Regions from separate parts of the Homo sapiens genome. Here regions 2, 3 and 4 are each linked to region 1. The links are chromatin contacts, found by Hi-C or POLR2A ChIA-PET in ENCODE. All regions are on one chromosome and are shown on one strand. Each heading gives the region's core, a stretch centred on a gene start or an enhancer-like site at or near the end of the contact. The rest is flanking DNA. Distances are from core to core; before and after follow the strand shown.

Region 1 (2,984 bases), core at 308-2,807:
CAAACCCAATGAGGTAGAAATAATTGTGTCTCTTTCACAGGGAGATCAACAAAGCTCAGAAAGATAAATACTTGGCCCCAAATCACATAAAGGAGATCTTAAAATTCTGAAGCTTCATAATCAACCTTAGTACTCCAAATAATAAAGTCAGTGTTTTTAATTACAAATGCCAAAGATGAAATTAATCCAATGGCAGCATCCATAACCAATATAAATTGAAAGAATATGTGCTTTTATTCAGTCTGTTTTCAAACTAGCAATTTCTTTATTTAACTAGTGGTTCTGATGTCTTTTAAACTAGTAAAAGTAACAAAATTATCATGATTATTACTTTTTATAGTCTCAATCATTTTTGAAGGCTTATGATTTATAACAATGTTATGATTTATTAGTAAGACAAACGACAAGTAAATAAATAAAGCCAATAACTTTCTGGATGTGCCTCATCACCATGACCTACCACTGTTTTCAAAATAAGTTGATGGTGGGATTTGATTTGTCTCTAACTTATAGTTTTTTAATGATTTAGGAAGACAAATAATACCTGTAACCACATAAACTTCTCATATCCTGTTTTGCATACAATGTGAACTTCAAAGTATTTTTAACAGAAATTTAATTAGTCCTGGGTAGATTAGAGATAATGGTTGTGGGATCCTTTTTATTTGCATGACTTTTAAATTCCTTCTGAAATTTCTACTATACATGGTAATTCTACTTAAACTCCTTTTGATAGAAAAATCAGTGCTGTCAACCAAGGACAACATCCTTTCAATTCATACCAAATAGAGATTTAAGTACTGCTAAATCCACTGCCAGCTAAGGACAACCATAGATAAGGCAAGGTTGATTTGAATCACTTTCCACTAACTAATGGAGAGCATTTTTATTTTACACAGGATAATCTTTGGCTGATAATCTAATATGCAAACTTAGTGTGCAATTTATGCAATTATGTCATTATTAAAGTGTAGCATCCTATATCTTCTGCAGATTACTAAATATGCCCCCTCATCTAGCAATCAGAGACCTGTAAAAAAGATGAAATTCGTTTCTATAAGATAGGTAGAAAAGTCAGTTAGCCTATGTTTTTCATCAAATAGCCTTTGATTTGATGCTTAATATTAATTGTTTTTAACTGTGTGAATGTTATGTTATTTAGTGTGTCTAAACCACAAATGGCTCCTGGCAAGACCTCATACCATTAACAATGAGATTAGCAGAGGAAAATTCAAAAACACTCATGGGGATTGTTTGTACTGTTTTTTGTTGGGTATGTTTTTGCTCTGTGGGATAGAAGACAGTTTAAAACAGCACTGCATGAAAAAAGAAGCGACTGACCGCAGGTTGCAAGTATGCTTCAGTGAAGCAGAAGTTTCTACAGCTCCGTCTCAGCAAAGGGGAGGTTTCTAACGGTCCCCTGCTGACTTCAAATGTGTTCACAGCCTGCACGCAGCAGCCACAGTGGAAACTTACCGGTGTGATAATAATCACTTAGAGTGAGACTGTGGTGCAGACCCTCTTCCCCCAACCAGAAATCCCCTGAGTAAAAGCTCTATCCCCTGGGGAGACACAGAGATGTAAAGACTTGAAAACAGGTGTACCTTTCCCTGACATTCAGAAAAATTGGGTATGAACAGCTTTTCACTCTTCATATCCTCAGAGTCCCAAAATTAGCCCAAGCACAGTGTTTCCTAATCTTTAGGCATCTAAGAAATGCCTTAAAACATTTGTTGGGACCATTTTTCACATGTAAAAAGGGACAATTTTTGTTAAAAGAAAAATAAGCCTCTGGTGAGAGAGACAGAGAGAGTGTGTGTGTTTGTGTGTGTGTGTGCATATGCATGTGTGTTTTTCTATATAAATACAGTCCTGGAGTGACACACAGTATATGTCTCTGTAACATGAGGTACAGGATAGAAGGGCAACTATTCCTTTTATTTTTCATATTTCTGCATTGCTTGCCTTTGTTACAATTACTGTTTGGTAGGTTTATAATTATTTTTAAAACTTGCTTTCACAGTTATTTTGAACCGTCTCCTCGGATGAAGGTGAACTATGTACACTTTCTAAAAAAGCGAACTTAACTTTTTGCAAAAGGTGTGGTATGCAAAATGTGTGCATAACAAACTGTTGTGCAAGGATCAACATCTTATGATTCATTAAATTCATGAAGGTGATTTTTAATTTGATTCCACTTTTTTTTTTATTATTTACAGATTACAGAGTGCTTTGCCCACTCCTGGCCGTATGTTAGGCAACCCCATCCCCTCTCAAGAACATATCATTTTTGTTACATTATAATAACACTTAAGATATTACAATGAGTTATTATATTTAAGGAGTAATATAATAAAAGCAAACCTAAAAATATCAAAGTTCAAGAAAATACTTCATAAAACACAAATATTTTTGCTACATTGAACTGAGATATCATGTACTGCTGTCAAACCATTTTCTAACAAGAACTCTAAATGCTCGCACTGGTGTATTAAAAATTCACTCAGCAGGTGGGCAAATGTTGTAAGGATCAAGCAGAACAAGAGAACACAAAAGCAGTTCTAGTTTGTACATAGGTGGACATGGTGATGGGCCCTCAGGAATCTAGATACTCTATTAATTATCTCCCACATTCTTATTTTTCTACTCTAGCCAAACTCACATAAGATTGGAAAACAGAATTTCTGGGGAATCAATAGCATGTTCTTTCTCCAGCTGTGCCTGCTAATACTAGAGAAAAGCTAACCTTACCTTTAGAATTAAAAGATCTATGAAAGCAAAAAGACAGCTTAATTAGGGACACATTTTAGAGTCACCTGGGGACCATTTTAAATGCATAGCTCCCAAGGCAGGCTAACTGAACAGAATTTGTGGGGACGAAGCCCTAACATGTATATACATATTAAATATATTTTATATTTAAACCTCCACAGATGATTAGAATGTCTGATTATCACATATTTGTAGAGGAACCTACAATATTT
Region 2 (2,984 bases), core at 136-2,635, 2.8 Mb before region 1:
CCGTATATTTATTAAAAGTCATTACATTGCACACTTAAAGTAGATGAATTTTATGATGTATAAATTTTACCTCAGTCAGGCTTTTTATAAGGAAATGTAAATGGACGTGTAAAACATATCAAACAGGCAGTGTGCTGAAACAAGGTATCAGGAGGGCCAGGATACTTTAAAAATTTAATGATTGAGTTTGCCTCTATCCTGCAGTTTACAGCTCCTGGATGAAAGAGCATGGAGGATCTATCGTCAATATCATTGTCCCTACTAAAGCTGGATTTCCATTAGCTGTGTAAGCGTTTTTATATAGTTTTCTTTCTAAGTCTTTGAGTTTTGTCTTCTGATTGGGGGAAGCATGTTAGGGAACATTTCTTAAATCAAGATCATTAATACCTTTAATGAGCTGTGATTCTAACAGTTAACATTTTATTTTATTTGAACTTAAAATTCAAAGTACTTCTAAAACATTTTCATCCAGATGCGGACTGCCAGATTTACCAAGGAAAGGGAAAATAGTATTTGTTTTTTGTCTGATGTTCAGATTAAACTGGATGTCTTGTGTTTTCTTGGGCAACTCTAATCCCGATGTGACTAAACTGGCCATCACTGTCTAGGAATAGCTTATTTGTTAAAGTATAGAAATGAAACTAATCTGTGTTAATTTAGATTTGAATACCATTAATATAGCTACTTGATTTTACACAGGACTGCTAAGTTGTTCCTCCTAACAGATAATCCAGGATTTTTTCTCCAAAAGTTTCTAAGGTTTTGTGCCTCTGATTAGCCACTCTGTACACAGACAGCATGCCTCCTTTATGCAAATTTTAGTACCCTGCTCATTTCCTGGATTATGCAGAACTCCCAAACATGTATAGGATAAAAATAAAATTCAACTTGGCTTAAGTAAAAATCTAGGGCAGTGGTTCTCCAAAAGTGGCTTCCAGACCAGCCACATCCCCATCACTTGGGAGAAGTTGTTAGCACAGCAAATTATCCAGCCCCACACCAGATCTGCTGCAAGAGAAACTCTGGGGGCAGAGCGCAGCCGTCGTGCAAGCCCTGGAGGGGATCCTGGTACCTGCAGAGCCACTGCGGAAAGGGCATGTTAGGTTCAGCCACAATGTTAGCAGGAAGCTGCCTCTCCTTTTGGTTTTGCTTTCTTCATGTCTGCGTACATTCTCAGGCAGGCTGTCTCTAGGTGTGGCAAAAGGCGAGTACTAGCAAGAGTTACAGGTCAACACTCTAGCTGTTCTTAACTCTCCAGTGAGAGAGTGCCTCTCAAGTCATGCCAGCAAAAACAATATTAATGGTGCCAGCAGGTCCCAGAGAGGATACTCATTAACTGACCCTGCCTGGTTATGTGTTCAGTCATTAACCAAAAACTGTAGAAATGAGGTTGCTCTGCTATGCATGGTCAGCCTGAGGAATGAGGAACTGTGGTCATCATCGCTCAGACATGGACTGAGAACAGGCAAGAGGTACTTCCTCAAGTGGAAATCAATGTGATGTTACTAAAAACAGAGTAAAAAATGGTGTGCAGGCCATTGATACCACTCTACCTTCTTTTCCTGCTCATTATTCTTTACTAAATGTATTTACCTATTTTAGCATCTTGGAAGAAATAATTCAGATTGTAGGTTCTTTCTGGCATTTCCCATCCTCACAGGCAACTAGTGTTAATAGTTTTGGGGGCATATCTTTTTCCTACATTTTAACCACAAATTTAGGATGCTATAAACACTATTCTGTATCTTGATGTTCTCAAATGAAGCAAATATCCTGGAGATATTTTCTTAACAGAGTCTAAAGAGATTTCTTCTTATTTTTTTATGGCTAATATGCCACTTTTATAAACCATAAGTAAGGAATGATTTGTGTAACCATTTTCCAGTTGGTGAGCATTTGGGTTGTTTCCAACCTTTTGTTATTACCAAAACCAAACTAAACACCTGCAGTAAGTAACATTTTCTGTACATCAGATAGTGTGTAGCCTAAATTGCAAGAGGTATAATTGCTAAGTCCAAAGCCAAATGCCTTTGTAATTTTAAGAGATATTGCCAAACTGCCCTTTAGAAAAGTTGTAGTTCCTTTATGAGTGAAATGTGTCCTCTTTCATGCATATGTAAGAAGTAATGAGAGTTTCTTTTCTTAAAATACATTTTTGAAATGAAATCACTGGCTTTTCTGATATTCGGTTGGCTAGAAAAAAAACACAGCTTGTCTTTAACATGGAAAAGAAGTGTTTCAGATACTTCTTGCTTTTGTTCTCTTAAGAATCGTTTCCTTTTCCAGTGGCCTTCACACTTTGGACCATGACTCATAGTAAGAAATTTTACATCTTGACCTAGTAAACACATATGTGTATATGTGTCTATAGGCAAAACAAAATTCGTGAAGCAAACATTCTTACTATGTATTGTGCACTCTGATTTTTCTTTCTTTCCTTTTTTTTTTTTTTTTTTTCTGAGATGGAGTTTTGCTCCTGTTGCCCAGGCTGAAGTGCAATGGGGCGATCTTGGCTCACTGCAACCTCTGCCTCCTGGGTTCAAGTGATTCTTATGCCTCAGCCTCCTGAGTAGCTGGGGTTGTAGGCACCCACCACCACGTCCAGTAGTTTTTTGTATTTTTAGTAGAGACGGGGTTTCACCATGTTGGTCAGGCTGGTCTCGAACTCCTGACCTCAGGTGATCCACCTGCCTCAGCCTCCCAAAGTGCTGGGATTACAGGCATGAGCCACCACACCCGGCTGATATTTTCAATTTTATTGTGGTCTACTCTGTTGTATTTTCTTTTTTTACACTTGCTGCTTATTACTTGCTAATTTTATTTCACTATTAGCATTGTGTTGTAATTTACAATTTGAAAGACATGGCTTTAGGTATCCTCTACAATAGAAGAGGAGGATGAATGTCAGAGATTGAGCACTCCTTTTTTTTAAATTTTAGCTCTCTTAAGAGACAAATTGAAACTGTTGGCTGTCGCTTGTTTAC
Region 3 (2,984 bases), core at 220-2,719, 2.8 Mb before region 1:
TGTTAGCACTTCAGCACTACACTTTGGGAGATATTCTAAACAGTGAAATTGCCAGCTAAAAGTACAAAAATGCAAAAAAAAAGCCGCTAAGTGGGGGTTGGGTGCAGTGGCTCACACCTGTAATCCCAGCACTTCGGAAGACCAAGACAGGTGGATCACTTGAGGTCAGCAGTATGAGACCAGCCTGGCCAACGTGGTGAAACCCCATCTCTACTAAAAATACAAAAATTAGCTGGGCGTGGTGGCACATGCCTGTAATCCCAGCTACTCTGGAGGCTGAGACAGGAGAATCACTCGAATCTGGGAGGCGGAGGTTGCAGTGAGCCAAGATTGAGATACTGCACTCCAGCCTGGGTGACAGAGCGAGACTCCATCTCAAAATAAATAAATAAATAAATAAATAAATAAATAAATAAATAAAATGTTGCTAAGTGATCACAAAAAGGACGCTTGTTTCCAATCTGAGAGCTGAACCAAGAAGCCTGAGTGTTGCCTTTTGACCTCGGCTGGGGCTGTGCGTCTCAGGCAACTCTAAATTTTTTGTCACTCTAGGCATGTTCATGAATGTCCTTGGAAACATCACTAGTATTGATTTTGGGGTTACAGGTAAATTTTGACGAGTGGGCGAATTTGCAAATGCAGAATCTCCAAATAATGAAGATTGGCTGTAATTATGTCCACCATCCCCAGTTGGCCATTGAGGAGACTGAGACACAGAGAACTTCAGTAACTTGCTTAGAGGCACACGTGGTCGAACTGGGATTCATATGCTAGTAGATTTCAATGCCATAGAAAGAGCAGAGCCCTTCTGGTGTGCAGAGAGGTATGGAACTAGCTGCTTACGTGGTGTGTGTTAGAAGTTGTGTTTGGAGTTTGAATCTTTCCCTGAATTGTTATAGCCCAGGGTCCAGAAACACTGGGTCTTTTCCTGCATTGAAGCTAGGGAAACCAGGTGCCAGTGGGAAAGAAGGGTGGGGGTAAGGGAGGGCTCACAACATGTAAAAGGGAATCACCACCAACTCTAGAAGTATAATAATCTTTTACATTTGTAGGGTTTTTCATTTTACGGTGTGGACTCACATGACCTTGGAGCTGACCAAATCATCTTCTCCCCATTGGAAGGGCTTTTAGAAAGTTGACGAGTACGTTTATGTCAGTGAGATTTCTCAGACCGGGGCCCAGATGGCCTGACTTTTTTCCCAGCACATACTATTGGGTTTTCCGGAGCCAGGTCTCTGAGCAGATTGGGCAGATTGGCACACCTCATCTGTGGCTTCCTGCAGAAACCTGCAGTTTGCAAAGCCGGTAGCTCCGGGGCCGGACAATGATTCACAGGAAGTGCCTGCAGGGGCACAAAGGGTTTTTACTGAAGGAAAGTGCCCTGGCTGGAAGATTCCCATTGCAAGGCTGGTGCTTTTGCCTTCTTGAAAGACAGGGGAGTGATAGGGGAGGGCCAGAGGTGCATGAGTGCTGTCCCAGGGACTGGGCTTTAGGCCCAACGCGTAGGAGGGAAGCTCTTTATAAGAAGTCAGCTGTCCAAAATTCACAAGGATGACTTTTAAAGGTTTTCTTCCCCGGCAAGCCACAGCGTCCCTCTTCTCTTTTTGTGACTTGCATTAGTCATAGTGCCATTGGAAGTTCCCGAGAAGATGAAATTTCTTTCTCCTACACATCATGTGAGAGTTTCTTGCAACTTTTTATTCTCTAGACTCTTGAAGTGATTTTATCACTACACCACCTATGTTTAAAAAGTATAAACTCTGCTTAAATGCTGGGTAAAATAGTTTATTCTGTTAGCACCTGAAGTCATTTTAGTCTGGTTAATAAATCTTTGTTTTGTGACAGTTATATACCATGCACTCTATTCTTTTGTGCCCTTTTAGGAAATAATTTTGGTGACATAGTGTGCAACAAAAGAACCCCTGAACTGTTTGACACTGTCCTGAATTGGCTCTTACTTAGCTTTTTTTTTTTTTTTTTTTACAAAAATCTTTTAAAAACTTGTGTTCCAATGTGTGATATTACAGACAAAAAACATACACAAATATGTTCAGTATAAAGAATAACTATAGGCTGGGCATGGTTGGCTCACACCTGTAATCCCAACACTTTGGGAGGCCGAGGCAGGTGCATCACTTGAGGTCAGGGGTTTGAGACCAGCCTGGCCAACATGGTGAAACCCTGTGTCTACTCAAACTACAAAAAAATTAGCTTGGTGTGGTGGCGGCACTTATAATCCCAGCTACTCTGGAGGCTGAGGAAGAAGAATCACTTGAAGCTGGGAAGCAGAGGCTGCAGTGAGCCAAGACTGTGCCACTGCACTCCAGCCTGGGTGACAGAGCTAGAACCTGTCTCAAAAAAAAAAAAAAAAAAAAAAAAAGAATAACTAGAAAGTGAATACTCGTGTAACCACCTCCATGGCAAGAGATAGCTATTGCCAGCCCCTTATCTCCTCCTTGATCATGTCTAGACTTCTAGCTTTCCCACCTATGTGTGCACCTTAAAGATGTACTTTTGTTTTGCCTGCCTTTAAACTTTGCATAAATGGGATCAAACTGTGTGTTCTCATAGAACTCACTTTGTTGGTGGAGCTTTGTGAGATTCCTCCGTGTTGTTGTATGTAGCCTTGTTCATGGTCCTTATTGCTTTAGACTGTATTCCATTTTGTTCCCCTATTCTACTCTTGGTGGACTTTTGGGTGGTTTCCAGTTTTGGGCTATTAAGTATGGTTTAAAGTCAGCATATAAGGTGAAATTAATTATTCATCTCTCAGTCATACTGGCTTCCCCTGGTTCCTCAAATATACCACCCACACCCCTGCCTCAGCGCCTCTGCACTTTCTGCCTGCCCTGCCTTGAAGACTCTTTCTCTAGTTTTCTGTGTGGATAACTCCTTCACTTTATTTAGATCTCTTCTCAAAGTCATTTTATCAGAACATTCTACCCTGACCACTCTCTTAAAACAGTGCCCCACCCTTCACTGTG
Region 4 (2,984 bases), core at 166-2,665, 2.6 Mb before region 1:
TCCATAGCATTCCAAAATCATGAGCAACTCCAAAAGCAGATCTGCTGCTTGCATGAATATTAGCAGTTATTCCTTTTGCCAGTTGACAGGCCCTGATTAATGCTACCAGTTCTGCTTGTTGAGTGAATGTGGCTCCTGGAAGGCAATCACTTTCTATTTCTCCCATTAAAGATACTATAGCATAACCTGCACAATAAGTCCCAGATTCATCCTTTAAGTTAGATCCATCTGTAAACCAAACAACATCAGTGCTAGGAAGGGGAGTCTCCTGGAGGTCTGTCTGGGAGAGAGAAGCGGTTGGTTAAGATTTTGCAATCTTGTGCCCTCTCATCTGAAGCCAGAGGTAGAAGAGTGACAGGGTTTAGATGATTGGACCTAGAGATTGTAATGTGAAGGACAGAATTAGGGGGATGCTGACCTTTAACAGTCATCTATATCCTTAATCCCCTAGAAGTTCGCCTGTTCAATACATCGGTTCTACTTGCTTCTGGAGTCTCAATTACCTGAGCTCACCACAGCCTAACATTTGTTGCATATTAAAGCAGTTGTCTTTAATTCAGAAGTGGTTTTGGAGAGCTTTATGTCTTCTTCCTATAGGGAAAGAACTTTGTCAGAGCCTCTCTTGAAAAGGTCTAAGTACCATTGGAAGTAACTCTCCCAATTATTGTTTAATTTTAGAGCTGTTTTTCTAGTTGTGTGTGTAAATAAACTAATTTAGGTATTTCAAAAGTATCTCATTTTGGCCATTGTAGTTTGGTGTCTTCACGGGTTAAGACTATTTCTCTAGATATTGACAGGAGGTGGCCCCATAAGTATTGCCTAGGAATCCAACTGGAGTTTCCATAGGTTGATCTCTCCTTTCAGAAGGAAGATGTGGTTTTACATAGATAACTGCCCATAAATTAAGTTCTTTTTAAGCTGAAAGTGAAAGATGTTTTGGATGTGGTGTGCTGCCCAATGAGGATTACTCCTCAAGGTGTCACCTACGAGTTGCTTCTCCCCTCTTACACATCTTGGCAAAACCCATGAGTCCTGGGTGCTTAAGGCACAGGGAGAGCAGCCTTTCATGGGGCCCCCTGGGTTAAGCAAGATTCCCCCTGTGTTCTTCTTTGAGGATTGCCTATGGGACCATTGCACATCACAAGCAATGAGCTCAAACACTCCCACAGGAACCTAGTTGCCTAAGGTACATTTTGTCCAGGAAGAATAGTGTCCCTTATCTTCAGGATTTATCTTCATTCTGATTAAAAGCTTTTCCCTGGCTTTGGCCACTCAGAAGGGACTTTAGATATGTCAAATGAACCCAGCTTCCAAGTTTAGCCAGTTTTTTTTTTTTTTAATTACAAACTTTGCTTAAACCACAAAAAAATTCACTTCCTCTTTTCAGAGAGAGAAATGGTTTCCTTTCCTGACCATAGTGCGAATGAGAGCAAAGGCTGCACAAACTCTAATGCATAGTTCAACAAACAACTGTTAACCTAAATCTATAGGACAGGCACAGTAGCTCATGCCTGTAATCCCAGCACTTTGAGAGGATCACTTGAGGCTAAGTATTGGAGATGAGCCTGGGCAACATAATGAGACCCTGTCTCTACAGAAAGTAAGTTAGCCAGGCATGGTGGCCCTGCACCTACAGTCCCAGCTTCTCCTGAGGATGAGGTGGGAGGATTCTTTGAGCCTAGGAGTTTGAGGCTGCGGTGAGCCATGAGTGCACCACTGCACTCCAGCCTGTGCAACAGAGCAAGACTCTGTCTATAAAAAAAAGCAAGACTCTGTCTATAAAAACAAAACAAAACACAAAATAAACAAAACAAAACCTGCAAAGAGCAGAATCTCTAGAGAACAAAACCCAAAACCTTACCTGAAAAGCAGAGCTTTAATTCCAGCTCTATTGAGCGTGGAATTAGGTGGCTTGAATAAGGTCTGAATATCAACAAAAATCAGGGAGATTTGAACTTGAAGAGGAACCTCACCAGAGACTCCTCCTGGCTCTAGTGAGGTCGAGTGAACAAAAGTCATTCATGCTAATACCAGTGCCCTGACTGTTGTTGGTGAAATGGTGGGGATCACTGGCGGCTTGCTTTGGGTCCCATCTGGGTCACCAAAATGTCATCCTAAAATAATCAAAAGGGTCAAAATCTAGTTTAAAGTGTTCAAATGCAAAGTCTGAAGATAGCCACCTAGGAAGCACAGATTTCAAAGAATGGAAGTGAGTGTTCTGAAGTGTCGAATTAGTTTATCTTTGGCCAGTGGCAACCTATTCAAGTTGTCTTTTGAATCTTTTGAGCAATCTCAGTAATCTCTGAGAGCCTCCTCGTTGTCTAGTATGACAAAATGTTCTAGGCTCATCCTCTACTTTTCCTTTCTCAGACTTGGAATCAGCCATTTTTTCTTTTTCTTTTTTTCTTTTCCTTTTTTTTTTTTTTTTTTTTTTGAGACAGAGTCTCGCTCTGTCACTCAGGTTGGAGTGCAGTGGCAAGATCTTGGCTCACTGCAACCTCCACCTCCCAGGTTCAAGAGATTCTCCTGCCTCAGCCTCCTGAGTAGCTGGGATTACAGGTGCGCACCACCACGCCCGCTAATTTTTGTATTTTTAGTAGAGATGGGGGTTTCACCATGTTGGTCAGGCTGGTCTTGAACTCCTGACCTCGAGGAGGGTGATCCACCCACCTCGGCCTCCTAAAGTGCTGGGATTACAGGTGCATGATTGCTTTGATTTGGAAATGATGACTAGAAACAGCAATATGAGAATTAAGACTCCTCATTGCTCTTAGGTTGATCTTTTCAGAGGATAGAGGTAGGAAATATATATATATTTTTAAATAAAATACATCATGAATTTATATATATTCAAATATAGAATAGGACTTTTAACTCAATCTTCTGCATCTTACGTTTGTATTTCCTTTCTCTCATGACAAAAATCCTGGTTTCTGATGGCACCAAGACAATTACTTATTTGCTTAATCTCACAATGCACACGA

The links. Hi-C counts contacts between places; a loop is a spot of excess contacts on that map. ChIA-PET counts read pairs that join two places held with the same protein, here RNA polymerase II (POLR2A). Pooled maps may share reads with other maps.
Region 2: a loop to region 1 is called in a map with no recorded cell type, with 13 times the contacts of the local background. The contact joins two enhancer-like sites. A Hi-C loop is called at or near these places in 4 of 37 single-sample maps with no recorded cell type and 5 of 50 pooled maps. POLR2A ChIA-PET finds 5 or more read pairs at or near these places in 1 of 52 experiments (GM12878).
Region 3: a map of GM12878 shows a loop between it and region 1 (9-fold over the local background). The contact joins two enhancer-like sites. A Hi-C loop is called at or near these places in 1 of 168 maps with a recorded cell type or tissue (GM12878), 21 of 37 single-sample maps with no recorded cell type and 7 of 50 pooled maps. POLR2A ChIA-PET finds 5 or more read pairs at or near these places in 2 of 52 experiments (GM12878 and activated B cell).
Region 4: a loop to region 1 is called in a pooled map, with 7 times the contacts of the local background. The contact joins two enhancer-like sites. A Hi-C loop is called at or near these places in 1 of 168 maps with a recorded cell type or tissue (natural killer cell), 2 of 37 single-sample maps with no recorded cell type and 4 of 50 pooled maps.

Annotation. Positions count from the first base shown.
Region 1 is chr2:213,231,709-213,234,692 of GRCh38, reverse strand. No RefSeq gene overlaps it. Among named protein-coding and RNA genes, the nearest start is that of SPAG16-DT, 51 kb to the left of the region's middle. Within about 2 kb of position 1,557, at least 6 of the 41 ENCODE cell types and tissues checked have a DNase peak (open chromatin) inside an H3K27ac peak, as active enhancers do; they include GM12878, where a contact is called at or near this core.
Region 2 is chr2:216,056,197-216,059,180 of GRCh38, reverse strand. It overlaps PECR (peroxisomal trans-2-enoyl-CoA reductase), which reads left to right. Exons shown (of 8, transcript NM_018441.6): 4 at 205-286. Among named protein-coding and RNA genes, the nearest start is that of PECR, 24 kb to the left of the region's middle. RefSeq lists enhancers at 934-993, 1,054-1,233. Within about 2 kb of position 1,385, at least 9 of the 41 ENCODE cell types and tissues checked have a DNase peak (open chromatin) inside an H3K27ac peak, as active enhancers do; they include GM12878, where a contact is called at or near this core.
Region 3 is chr2:216,004,841-216,007,824 of GRCh38, reverse strand. The region is part of intron 1 of MREG (melanoregulin); the gene reads left to right. Among named protein-coding and RNA genes, the nearest start is that of MREG, 7.2 kb to the left of the region's middle. RefSeq lists enhancers at 1,024-1,073, 1,664-1,713, 2,630-2,779, 2,790-2,909. Within about 2 kb of position 1,469, at least 8 of the 41 ENCODE cell types and tissues checked have a DNase peak (open chromatin) inside an H3K27ac peak, as active enhancers do; they include GM12878, where a contact is called at or near this core.
Region 4 is chr2:215,810,207-215,813,190 of GRCh38, reverse strand. All of the region lies in intron 1 of LINC00607 (long intergenic non-protein coding RNA 607), which reads left to right. Among named protein-coding and RNA genes, the nearest start is that of LINC00607, 32 kb to the left of the region's middle. Within about 2 kb of position 1,415, at least 2 of the 41 ENCODE cell types and tissues checked have a DNase peak (open chromatin) inside an H3K27ac peak, as active enhancers do.